Linked DNA regions of Homo sapiens: region 2 is linked to region 1. A link is an interaction called in ENCODE POLR2A ChIA-PET data of the cell type or tissue named here. Cell type or tissue: PC-9. All regions are shown on one strand. Links, peaks and the distances in the headings refer to the core of each region. The heading gives the core; the rest is flanking DNA. Region 1 overlaps FBXW8 (F-box and WD repeat domain containing 8). Region 2 overlaps MED13L (mediator complex subunit 13L).

Region 1 (6,569 bases), core at 619-5,618:
ACTATTTTTTGCAACTTCCTATGAATTTATAATAATTTTTAAAGTTTAAAAAATGAATATTGGTAAATACCTAAAAGCCATCACTCCTCAGAATTATTCACACTGTAATATAATGGCAGACTTACTTTTCTCCTAAAAACCAATTTGTAATTTTGAAACCAACAACTGTATCATTGTTATCGACTAAAAAATTGTCTCCTTTAAATACCAGGAATCCTGTGGGCACAAAAAAAGATGAACATAAAATTATAAATAGCAAGATTACAAACCTGTTCAATGAACTGTCCAACAAGTAACTTTGCTTACTAAAAGCTACACTGTTTTCAAGATGTTTCGGCAAGAAACACTCCCACAGAGAGATTAAGTCCCTCGAGGGACAACTATTGAAAGGAAGGAGCTGGAGACCTCAGCATCAAAAGTACACACAGATCACAAACTAATGTAGCAGGACTTCAGTTTTCAAAACATAAAGCCTCAAAAGCAAAAAAAAGAGGAGGGGATATGGAAAGGAGGCAAAGTCAAAGCAAAATCAGTCTCCGGCATGGTTTGTGGGATAATTAAATCTCAAAGGCCTCCCAGTAACAGAGTTTCTTACTGTTAGTCAGTTACCAATTTGGCATAAAGATCTAAGCAAACAGGTTTTCTCCAAGGGCATACATTTAGTTCATGGTGCCAATTCCACATAACTGGCCCAATTTCACTAAAATCCCAAGGCACCTAGATTAAAAGAGAGATGGAGAGAGAGAAAAAAAGCAAGCCCCTCTAAAATAAAATCATAAAGCAGCAGGACATTCCACAGAAGGATTTCCTCCCTGTTTCAAAATAAAAACACCCCAAGAAACAAATGAAAGTGCTACTTATTTTTATTACTTTGTGGTTTTAATTTTAATGATTGATGAAACAAAGCCAATTCTACAAACTACTGGCCATCTATTGTCATTCTCATGTAAGAGCTCCATAAAACTCCTGACTTCACAGATCACAGCTAACTTAGTCACTGTACGCTAACGGGGTTCTGTTTAAGAATATTTTCTATTCTTATATATGTGCTCTAACAACTGGGTTAACAACAACAACAAAAAGCCAAATCCAACTGGCCATAGAGGGAAGAATTCTGGTGGACAATTGGACTACTGTGTTGCAAATTAAACTGTTCACACCTGCAGAATAATATCACCAGCATAACCAATCTACCCTGTAATGCAGCCCCATTGTACCAAAAGGGGATCTCTTCTTCCACTAGATTCTATCTTTCTCTGATAAACTCTTTGGATGAGAAAACCAGCAGCAGATGTGAAAGCCACATGGCTCTCTACAAAGCAGGGGAGCAAAAAGCAATGTTAAAAGAAATGATTTCTTAAACAGCAGCTCGCTATCAAGAATGAAGATTTTATCATCTAATGCTGACTTTGTGTAAAGCAGCTAGCTATTAGACCCTGTTCCAAGACTTCGGCTAACAGCATCAGGCTGAAATCCAGGAATTGGCCTCATTTAGCTACACTCTTGTTTTCAACTCTTGGGAGCAGGCCAATGTGTAAAGTTAGAATATAACAAATCAAATTTCCAAGGGGAAAGAAAACAATATAGGTACTCATGCTTAATGCAACTCATAGGCTCTGAGCACAGTTTACACTTCAGCACATTTTTTTTAAGTGAATTTTAGCCTTTAAATAATTTCCATCATTTCCTAAAGACACACACTCCGCATCAAAAAATATCTGCCAATGCCCCCACTTAAGCAATACTAACAACAATAATCAAGAATATTGAAAATTCTTTCAAATTCATATTCAAGTAGAAAAACGATTAAGCAAAATGCTTCACAAAGAAAGATTAGAACGGCTGGGCACAGTGGCTCACGCCTGTAATCCCAGCACTTTGGGAGGCCGAGGCAGGTGGATCACGAGGTCAAGAGATGGAGACCATCCTGGCCAACATGGTGAAACCCCGTCTCTACTAAAAATACAAAAATTAGCTGGGCATGGTGGCGCACCTGTAGTCCCAGCTACTTGGGAGGCTGAGGCAGGAGAATAGCTTGAACCTGGGAGGCAGAGGTTGCAGTGAGCCGAGATCGCGCCACTGCACTCCAGCCTGGTGACAGCGAGACTCCGTCAAAGAAAAAGAAAGAGTAGAACACCATAAACTGTCTAAATGGTCCTGTATCATGTGTGATTTCACTGAACTGCCATGGAGGTAGCAAGCTCCAGAGTCTAAATTTGGGTACAGTTTTCACCACTCTCAAACCGCCTTCATATGCTGAACTTCATAGTCTTGCTGGTGCTTTGAATTTTATGTTCAGTTTTCCTACCAGTGAATTTTGCAAACCCTTGCTCTTGAAGCTGTAAACACCTGTGTAAAATGCAGTATAGAATCCAGGGATGAAAATGCTAACCATTAAACAAACTAATTTTTTGGCAGTTATGGAGAATGGATACTCCAGTGTCTCCTAGAGAATACAGTTGTCCATCAAAGGCCAAATGGTTAGCAATCATACACCCATTTAACTTACGAAAAATCAACAGAAATCTATAAATGTAATACAATGCATTAACAGAATGAAGGAGAAAAACGATGTGATCACCTCAGGTGCAGAAAAAGCATCTGACAAAATTCAAGATCCTTTCATGATAAAAACTCTTAATAAATGAGGTATAGAAGAAATGTACTTTAACACAATAAAGGCCACATGTGACAAAACCAAAGCTAAAGTCATACTTAGTAAAAAGTTGAAAGCTTTTCTTCAGGAATAAGACAAGGATGCACACTCTCACCATTTCCATTCAACATAGTACTAGAAGTCTTAGTCACAGCAATTAGGCAACAGAAAGAAATAAAAGGCATCCAAGCAGAAAGGAGGAAGTTAATCTGTTCCTGTTTACAGACAATATAAACATAAACATAGGAAACCCTAAATACTCCACCAAGAAACTAATAAACAAATTCAGTTATGGGTACAAAATCAATATACAAAAATCAGTAGAGTTTCTATATACTAACAACAAGCTATCTGTAAAAGAAATCAAGAAAATAACCCCATTCACAATAGCCACACCAAAAATAAATACTTAGGAACAAATTCAACCAAGGAAGCTAAAGACCAGTATGCTGAAAACTATAAAACACTAAGGAGAAAACGGATGATACAAATAAATAGAAAGATATTCCATGTTCATGGATTGGAAGAATATTATCAAAATGTCCATACTACTCAAAGTGAGTGAAATGCAATCTCTATAAAAATTCCAAAGACATTTTCACAGATACAGGAAAAAAAAAAGATAAAATTTGCATAAAAACACAAAACACTGCAAATAGCCAAAGCAATCCTGAGCAAAAAGAACAATGCTGGAGGCATCACAATACCTCATTTCAAAATATACTACAAAGCTATAGCAATGTACACAGCATGTCACTGGCATAAAAACAGATATATAGACCAGTAAAACAGAACTGAGAGCCCAGAAATAAGCCTGTGCATTTACAGTCAACTGATTTTCAATGAAGGTGCTAACAACACACAATGGGGAAAAAAGTCTCCAATAAATGGTGTTGTGAGAACTGGATATCCACATACAGAAGAATGAAATTAGATCCCATCTCACACTATTATAAAGAAGTGAACTCTTACTTGAAGCCAGGAGTTCGAGACTAGCCTGGGTAACAAAGCAAGACCCTGTCCTTACAAAAAATTTAAAAGTTAGCTGGGCATGTTGGCGTGAGCCTATAGTCCCAGCTACTCGGGAGGTTGAGGTGGGAGAATCACGTGAGCCCAAAAGTTTGAGGCTACAGTGAGCTACGATTGTACCACTGCATGCCAGCCTGGGCAACAGAGTGAGGCTCTGTCTCAATAAAAAAAATAAAAATAAGTTCAAAACGGATTAAAATCTTAAACATAAGACTTGAAACTGTAAAACTATGGGAAAGAAACTTAGGGGAAAAACTCCATGACACTGGTATAGGTAATGATTTTTTGGATATGACCCCAAAAGAACAGGCAACAAAAACAGACAAATGGGATTACATCAAACTAAAAAGCTTTTGTACAGCAAAGGAAACAATCAACAGAATACAGAGACAACCTATAAAAGAGAAAAAATATTTCCAAACCATATATCTCATAAGCAGTTAATATCCAAAATATTACATAAGGAACTCAAACAACTCAATAGCAAGAAGACAAAAAACCCAATTTAAAAATGAGCAAAGGACCTGAATAGACATTTCTCAAAAGAAGACATACAAATGGCCAATAGGTATATTTAAAAATGCTCAACAATACTAATCATCAGAGAAATGCAAATTAAACTACACCTGTTAGAATGGCTATTACCAAAAAGACAAAACAAGTGCTGGCAAAGACATGGAGAGAAGGGAACCCTTGCACACTGTTAGTGGGAATGGAAATTAGCACAGCCATTAAGGAAACAGGTTCCTTAGAATATTAAAAATATAACTACCATATGATTCAGCAATTCTGGTTGCTGGGTATACATCCAAAGGAAGTGAAATCAGTTTGTCAAAGTGATCTCTGTACTGCCAGGCTCATTGCAACATTATTCACAACAGCCAAGATACAGAATCAACAGATAAATGATACATAATGTGGCATGTATACACAATGGAATACTATTCAGCCTTTAGAAAAAAAAAGAAGGAAATCATGTCATTTACAACAACATGGTGGATGAACCTAGAGGGCATTATGTTAAGTGAAATAAGCCAGCCACAGAAAGACAAATATTGCATGATCTCACTTAAATGTAGAATCTAAAAAAGTTGAGCTCATAGAAGTAGAGAGTAGAATGGCGGTTACCAGTGGCTGGCGGGGCAGGATGGGACACTGGAAAGATGTCAAAGGATACAAAATTTCAGTTAGATGAGAGAAATAAGTTCAGAGCTCTACTGTACAACACAGTGACTTCAGTTAATGATGTATACTTGAAAATCACTAAGAGATAGATTTTAAGTGTTCTCACCACAGAAAATAAGTATGTGAGGTAATACATGTTAGTTACCTCAACTGAGCCATTCCACAATGCATAGATATTTCAAAAATCATGTTATACCTGATACATATATATAACTTTATTTGTCCATTTAAAAAAATAAAATGAAATTTTTAAAAAAAGAAAAATCAGTCCAGGCCCAGTGGCTCATGCCTGTAATCCCAGCACTTTGGGAGGCTGAGGTGGGTGGATTACTTGAGGTCAGGAGTTCAAGACCAGCCTGGCCAACATGACAAAATCGTGTCTCTACTAAAAATACAAAAATTAGCTGCATGTGGTGGCATGAGCCTGTAATCCCAGCTATGCGGGTGGCTGAGGCAAGAGAATAGCTTGAACCCAGGAGGCAGAGGTTGCAGGAAGCCGAGATCGCGCCACTGCACTCCAGCCTCGGTGACAGAGCAAGACTCTGTCTCAAAAAAAGAAAAGAAAAATCAATCACACACTCTTGGCCAAAAAGACGAGAACAAGAGAACGATGTTAATGGCATAAACCTTTGCCTCTCTCAAAGTGTGGCCAAAGCCACACTGGCATCCCCTGCTTAGAAAGCAGACCATCAATGGGGCCGGGCGCGGTGGCTCATGCCTGTAATCCCAGCACTTTGAGAGGCCAAGGCGGGCAGATCACCTGAGATCAGGAGTTTGAGACCAGGCTGGCCAGTGAAATCCCATCTCTACTAAAAATACAAAAATTAGCTGGGCATGGCAGCACATGCCCGCAGTCCCAGCTACTCGGGAGGCTGAGGCAGGAGAACTGCTTGGGCCTGGGAGGCAGAGGTTGCAGTGAGCCAAGATCGTCCCACTGCACTCCAGCCTGGGCGACAGAGCAAAACTCCATCTCAAAAAAAAAGAAAGTTGACTGTCAGGCCCCACCGCAGACTTCCTGAATCTGAATCTGCATTTTATCAAGATTCCCCCATGATTCCTAAACACAATGCAGTTTGGCCTAAATGATATCTCCCACCATTCCACTCCACAGGCATATGCCCCAGAGTAAGTGTGAGACGGGTGACATTGATCTGTAATTCCCTTGGTGGGTCTCAGTTCTCACCTGCCTTGCACCTCACTGAGTGAGATCCTAAAGTTTAAAGGGTAATTTGGACTATACACCTAAAACATGACTTCACCTAAAACATGTTCTGTCCTCGTGCTGACCCCCTCAGCTACCAACCTAATAACAGGCTCGATTTAACCAAGGGCTCACATCTTTGCATTAAAAACTGTGAGTGCATTAACAGCACAGACAAGCTCAATAAAGGCTTAGCACCAAGTTGTCGGCCACCAGCACACTGCCACAGGTCAGCCATAACTCAGACTGCAGGGAGAAAAGAGCTCTTGGGTCACAGAAAGATACACACCGAGTAGTGATGTGGAACATAATCCTCTAAGGTCAAGGTGGCTTTCCTTCAAGTAAACTTGCCATCCAATTCATTAATTCTGCAAAGTTTATAATTCTGTGAGTAAATTTCTATTACCCCGGAGAGTCCTATACCTTAATCACACATTTAGGAAAATCTGGAACATCTGTTGGTGACACCTTACCTGTGCACATCTTCCTAGTTCTTTC
Region 2 (6,569 bases), core at 872-5,871, 770 kb after region 1:
TAAATGGTTTTGTTTGGACTAAGTTTGTTTATTCAGTAGTGTTGAAATGTATGTTGCAAACAACAACAACAACAAAAATAGCAGTTAAAAGACCTTATTGCTCAAGAATTAGTTACTATTTTTAAACTATCAGTTAATTGAACGTTATTTGGGACTTTAAATTCCTTTGTGAAAAAATTTAAATATCTGTCTGTTTTATTATAATGGAATTTAACCTGACGATATGTTGATAGTTTGAATTGTAGCAGAATTATAGGAAAACTCAGCTGTAAACATGGTATAAATTATTTTTTTAGTTTATATTATTTTGTTCTGTGCAAGTAGTGAAGTAATCTTCATGGAGAAGAAATCACAGGGTCTGCGTAACAGATTCCATATGGCCAGAAGCATGTAGTGAGTCCTTAAATGGGACAAAGAGATGAAATTTTAATGAAATGTACAGTAATCATTGGGACCACATTAGTTAGCTCTTTATTATTTTGTGCTGCTGCTTTGAAATAGCAGGATGTGGCACATTTATAATCCCTTTCTCTTGAGAATCAGTTACTGTAAAGTTGAAGATTTAATTTAAAAAGCAAGAGAAGCTGTTATGGAATTAAATATGTAGATGTGGCTGATATGATCTGTAAATAACTTTATTCACAAACACAGTACCACCTTTTTAATTCCATACATTTAAATATATCCTTTCATATCTTTTAAATATTAAATCATTTTGACAAACAGCTTACAAAACAAGGTATCAGTAGTGATACTTGAGTGCTTTTTTCTTAAAATCTCTAAAATTCAATTAAAATGTAAGTTGAAAGTATATAGGAATGTGAACTGTAAGTTAGAGTGATAAAAAGTGAATTATAGAAGATTTTTCTTTTAATTACCTGCTCACCTTTCTAAGTCTAATTATATATAAAAGTAATGAGAGGAAATTGTATTCTGGTATTATTTAGACTTTAGTAGATAAAAAATAGTGTTCAAATCCATCTGCTTCTTTTTCTGTCCACTTGGTTAAAATGTATTCTGGCATTCTCTGGGCAGACAGCCAGTTCTAAAATAACCACTTCTATTGAAACAGTTTTTGTGATGTCTACATAAACTCTGAGATTGCGACCTCCATTTGTTGGACATAATAATCTCAGAGGCTTTACTTTGATCCTGTAGTATTCAGTGGCACAAAATAGAGAATTCATTTATTTATTTTAAGAGGCTTCTAAATAAATAGAATACTGTCGATCTTTAACTCTTAATGTTGCCTTTGTTTTAAAACTTAGAAAAACTCAGAAAATCCTTTCCTAGAAAGTTGTGGTGGTGATTTTTTGTTTGTTGAAGTTGTTGTTGAAGGAAGGTAGGATTGAACATATTTTTCAGTTTCCCTAGAGAATAAGATGTTAAGAACTATTGGTTGATTGTTGACATGAGCCAGTTCTTTTTAAATTTCTGGATTTGTTACAGAATAGAAAAATATCTAAATACAGTTGAACTGCTCACTAGTCACGTGAGGTTACTTCAGCTTTCTGTGTTTTACTGTCATCTGTAGAATGGGGGATATTAATTGTACCTATCTTGTAAGGTTATAGAAATTAAATGAGATAATATAGAAATTAAGTGACGTAGTAAATTCCACTATTTGAAAATTATCAACATTACCACAATGCTAGTCACATGAGCATTAATTTTGATTCCTCATCGCTTCTTTTCCTTATTTCATTTTATCCCTAATTTTTGTCTGTCACTTTGTTGGTAGATTTATTTGCAGATACTAAATCTTTTATAATATAATCTCACTGGAGTGCATCATATACTCTGTTTTTCTCTTTCAGATTCTTAGAGTTAATACCATGTATTGTTTAAATATCACCAAATCGGACTTATCTTTGCCAATTAGTTCTACAGACGTAGACATATACTCCACTACTGTCACCAGCAGCAAATAGGACCACGCTGAGATTGGCTCTGAATTTAAATAGTTGGATTTCTGAAATAGGATATTTTCTTTGAATACTAATTCTGAAGAACCGATCTTCTTCCAGAATTCTAATAATTAGTTGATTACTGATAATGTCAAAGTAGATTTCAAATGCCTCAAATATCCCATCCCCTCTTCCCTTCACCTTCCCCTTCATTCCCAGTTGAAGTCATCCTAGGTTTTGAGATAAGCTCTTGCCTTGTCTTGCAGTATGTAGAATAAGAGATGACCACAATCTGTTTCTCGGTTTTTTTTTTTTTTTCCCCTTGAATTTCTGCTCTGACCTGCGTTCATCTGTTTCCTGTTTGGGTTCTGGATCCTTGCAGCTTGCATCCCTAAGCTCCTCATCTACTGCTTACCTTTCAGTATCCAATTTAATTGTTTTGTTTTTACTCCGGACTGTCTTCTATTCAGAAAATACCAGCGGGCTGTGGCAACCAGTAATCTGATCCTGCCAGGTCTCACCTCCATCTTATATGTAATCATTGCCTCTTTGCTCCTACTGTTGCTGGTGCAAGGGACTTGCCTCGCATTGACTTTATGCTTGGGCACTAAGGGCTCAGTATTGATAGCATATCTTTTAAAACACACTGGGATTTTCACCCCTTTCTCCAGAAGTACAGTTTGAAGTTTGAAGAGAATAAAAGTTTGTCTTTGTGGGGACCACAAAAGCACCATAATAACGTAATGTTTGCATTATAAGACTAAATATTGTGGGAGAATGCTGGTGTATTCACCTTTGTGAGAAACAACTTCACTATTCAACAGATATTTGTGTGCTTTCTGTAAAACGGAGAGGTAGTAGGATGCATAGTGCTCTTGCACTCAGGTAGTTCAGTTATGTTGAGAAGAGGAGACTTAGACAAAACCGTTGCCAAAGAAAGGAGTAGTATACTACTGATAGACTTGTATATGGCATAAAGTGTAGATCCTTGAGGAGTTTAGGGAAGAGGGAGATTAACAAAGGCTGGAGTGCTGAAGGATTCGTGTAATTTGTTCTGTTTTTCAGATACATAGTAGGCACTGTGCTGGTGCTGGGGATACAGCTGTGAAGATAGACATGGTCCCTGTCCTCAGACAGTTTATTTTTTGGGAGATAAGTATATTAAGTAAATCAAGTAAATTCTAGTATAGTGAACTATACTTGGGGTATAAGTATATTAAGTAAATCTTAGTGTAGTATACTAGTATAGTGAATATTATGAAAGGCATAGCACAGGGTGGTTAATGAAGGGAAGAACATTTAAGTATGGGAAATACGACAAAGATGAAAAAGTTTTTTGATTTATGTTTTGGTGGCAAGTGTTGAGGCTGTGCAATCTGGATTTTTAGGATACAGCTTGACTGCTATAGTACAAGTCCTAAAATAACAGCAGTGGATACCAGTTTCTCTCCTTCTCTCTCGCTTGCTCTCTCAATATCCTGAGAGCAAAAGCCTAGGACTATTACGGTAGTTTTATCATGGTGTCAAGAATCTGGGCTCCTTCTGTCTAGTTGCTCTTTCATCCTCAATGTTCAGCTTCTGTCTTGTACTCCAGCCTTGGAGCCACATTGTGTGTCCACATCACAGAAAAAGGCAAAGGGAGATATTTTGCTCTACTCGGCAGTTTTATGACTTAGGCATAATGGCCACCCCTACTTTAGGAGGGAGGGCTGATAAGAAGTCCGTACTTGTTAGTTATATATCCTCTAATTTGAGGGAACACTTCAGATAAAATATATTTGCATTTTGAGAACTCTGAGCTTAAATATTCTTACAAAATAAGGTACATAAAACCTCTTCTGAACTTAAACATTTTCTTTTAAAACTTCGCTTAGTAGTTTATACCTTTGATGCATTGATACTTGTGGTAAGGAGGAGGTTGGTACTTGGAAACTTGGCCTGCAATGTGCAACATCTTTTCCTTAACTTGCCACTGATGCTAGACTTTGAAATGAACACCCCTGCCTCCCCATCAGATGTATTGAACTTCATTTTGGACTATAAAAGTTTTTTTTTTTTTTTTTTTTTAAGTAATTGGAGACTTTACATTTACACTGTGCTGCCTACAATCCAGTATTCCTTCATTTGTTAATTTGGAGTTAAAAATGGAATCCTAATGGATGTACTCATATCTTATGTATAATATATGCTTCAGTGGAAAGTTGTAAGTTATAACTTGCTGGAGACATTCATCATATGGTTGGAAAGATATTTATACTACTGCAAAAATAAAAAAAACTGATGAACTTGAACCTTAACATATTGCTAATAATTATTATAAGCTTAAAGAATTTCATGTTTTTGTAGAAATAAAAATGATAGTTATTTACGATAATAGCATGAAGTAAAATGAGAGGTTTAAGAAAAACCATTCTAGAGTGAATTGTCTATAGAAACGTGAAAGTAATTGCACAGAAATTTTTCCCTTATTGAGTTGAGTAAGAAAAATAGAGTATAAATTTATATACACAATAATGGAAATGATATTTTCTACCCTCCACCTTACTATTTCTAATATGAAAATACATACTGGTCCTATAATTATGTATCTGATTATTTTATTAAAATGGAAGAGTGAATAAGTGCTTGGGACCTAGAATCAATATATTTAGTTTTTTGTGTTTTGAAGAACAGACACAATTTTTATGAATAACAACAGCAAAGAATAGTTAATATATTAACAGTTTCAAGGTTTTTTTTTCCCCTTAAATCTTGTTTATAGAAAAGTGTGAACCATACATTCTTTGTTGAAGACTGTGTGGCAAAATGTAACTTCAGCGGTGAAATGAACTCTAGCACTGCCCACAGCGCTAATAGGCTTGGATCAAAAGGTATTATTTTGGTGTTGTAAACGTTTTCATGAGAAAACGTGAAATACCTATTGTGTGGCCGAACTGTGGTATGTTTGCTCTGTCAAGACTGTTGACCTTTCATCGTTACATTTAATTGATTTAAAAGAAATTTGGCATTTGGAAGTATTCAGAACATTAAAGAGAACGTCGTTTTTTGAGACAGAGTCTTGCTCTGTCACTCAGGTTGGAGTGCAGTGACATGATCATGGCTCACTGCAGTCTGGAACCTCTGGGCTCAAGCAATCCTCCCACCTCAGTTTCCCAAGTAGCTGGGACTTTGGGTGTGTACCACCCACACCTGGCTAATTTTTAAATTTTTTGTAGAGACGGTTTCTCTGTGTTGCCTAGGCTGATCTTGAACTCCTGGACTCAAGTAATCCTCCCGCCTTGGCCTCCCAAAGTGCTGTGATTACAGGCATGAGCCCCTGTGCCTGGCCATAAGAGAATATCTTGGCCGGTGGTGGTGGCTCACGCCTGTAATCCCAACACTTACGGAGGTCAAGGCAGGTGGATCACTTGAGGTCAAGAGTTTGAGACCAGCCTGGCCAACATGGTGAAACCTCATCTCTACTAAAAATACAGAAATTAGCCAGGTGTAGTGTTGTGTGCCTGAAGTCCCAGCTGCTTGGGAGGCTGAGGTAGGAGAATTGCTTAAACCTGGGAGGCAGAGGTTGCAGTGAGCCGAGATTGTGCCAGCTGCATTCCAGCCTGGGTGACAGAGTGAGACTCTTTTTCAAAAACAAAAACACCACCACCATCAACACACAATTAAATAAAAAGAATATCTTTATCGAAAAATATTGCTTTAAAAATTCAATACTTATTTTCTGTGGTTGGATTTAATACCTAACTTTTCATAGATTTTAAAAAGTAAAAGTTAAGAATATGTGTCTTTTATGCTATGTTGGTACTTGACATTTTATTGAGTTACTAATGTGTCTCGTAAGCACTACTGCCACAAATTTTTCATTCTTAAGTAATACTTAATTATCTGGAACCCTCAGAGAATGTCATTCTGAACAGAGAGTTTCCTGGAGAAGGTGAGTTTGATCTCACAACATGGGAAAAACAAATCGTTTGCATGGAATTATTTCTTTAAAAAAGTAGAGTTTTCCTTTCTTAAAAGTATGCTTACTAGAAATAACCTAATTATTTATTGGGTGGTGGGAAGTTGAATCTATGTTTTCATTGTTAGTGCCACTAATTGCTCTTGGTAACAAGAGTTCCAACTCCAGACTTATTGCAGGTGTGAGTGAGGATCCATTCAAGAGAAGCAGTGTTGTTCAGTAATTAATAGGACGGGCTTTTGGAGTCAGGCATGGGTTAAAATCCTCTCTTTCTCCTGGGTACTTGCTGTTTGACTTTGTTTTGGCAAACCACCACATTTCATTTTCTTCATTTGCAAAGTGGGGAATTAAGAGTCACAATGCTTCATTGAGTGTGAGGATTACATGAGTTAACACATGGAAATCAGTTAGCACAGCATTTCACTCATAGAAAATTCAGTAAGTATAAACTGTTGTTAATGTTACCACTATTTCTGCTATTGCTACAAGAGCAGTGCTCCGGGCAGCTGTGATTTTTGTTGTTGTTATACCTACTATTGAGTAGTTTTCCTTTCACCGACATTGATTTGTGTATACGCATTAAGGCCATTTCTGTTTTTAATGAAGGAGTTATCTGAATGTTGTCAGTTTGGGGATGAGAAGAACTTGTGAGGCCATGGTGTCAATAAGCCTTCCGTGTGCTTATGGGAAAATACATTCTCAGC

What was found. Peaks named below come from ENCODE experiments on the same cell type or tissue, not always from the same donor. Only the 100,000 strongest peaks of a DNase experiment are listed, where the experiment ranks them.
Region 2: POLR2A ChIA-PET joins it to region 1 with 5 read pairs; 1 of 35 experiments calls an interaction of 5 or more read pairs at or near these places.

Annotation. Positions count from the first base shown.
Region 1 is chr12:116,928,103-116,934,671 of GRCh38, reverse strand. It overlaps FBXW8 (F-box and WD repeat domain containing 8), which reads right to left. Exons shown (of 11, transcript NM_153348.3): 2 at 6,545-6,569. Among named protein-coding and RNA genes, the nearest start is that of FBXW8, 20 kb to the right of the region's middle. In PC-9, for the core only: no CTCF peak of the experiment used is centred there; a DNase peak (open chromatin) is centred at 2,811; H3K27ac peaks cover 896 bases.
Region 2 is chr12:116,153,808-116,160,376 of GRCh38, reverse strand. All of the region lies in intron 2 of MED13L (mediator complex subunit 13L), which reads left to right. Among named protein-coding and RNA genes, the nearest start is that of MIR620, 8.4 kb to the right of the region's middle. RefSeq lists an enhancer at 5,935-6,480. In PC-9, for the core only: no CTCF peak of the experiment used is centred there; no DNase peak of the experiment used is centred there; H3K27ac peaks cover 593 bases.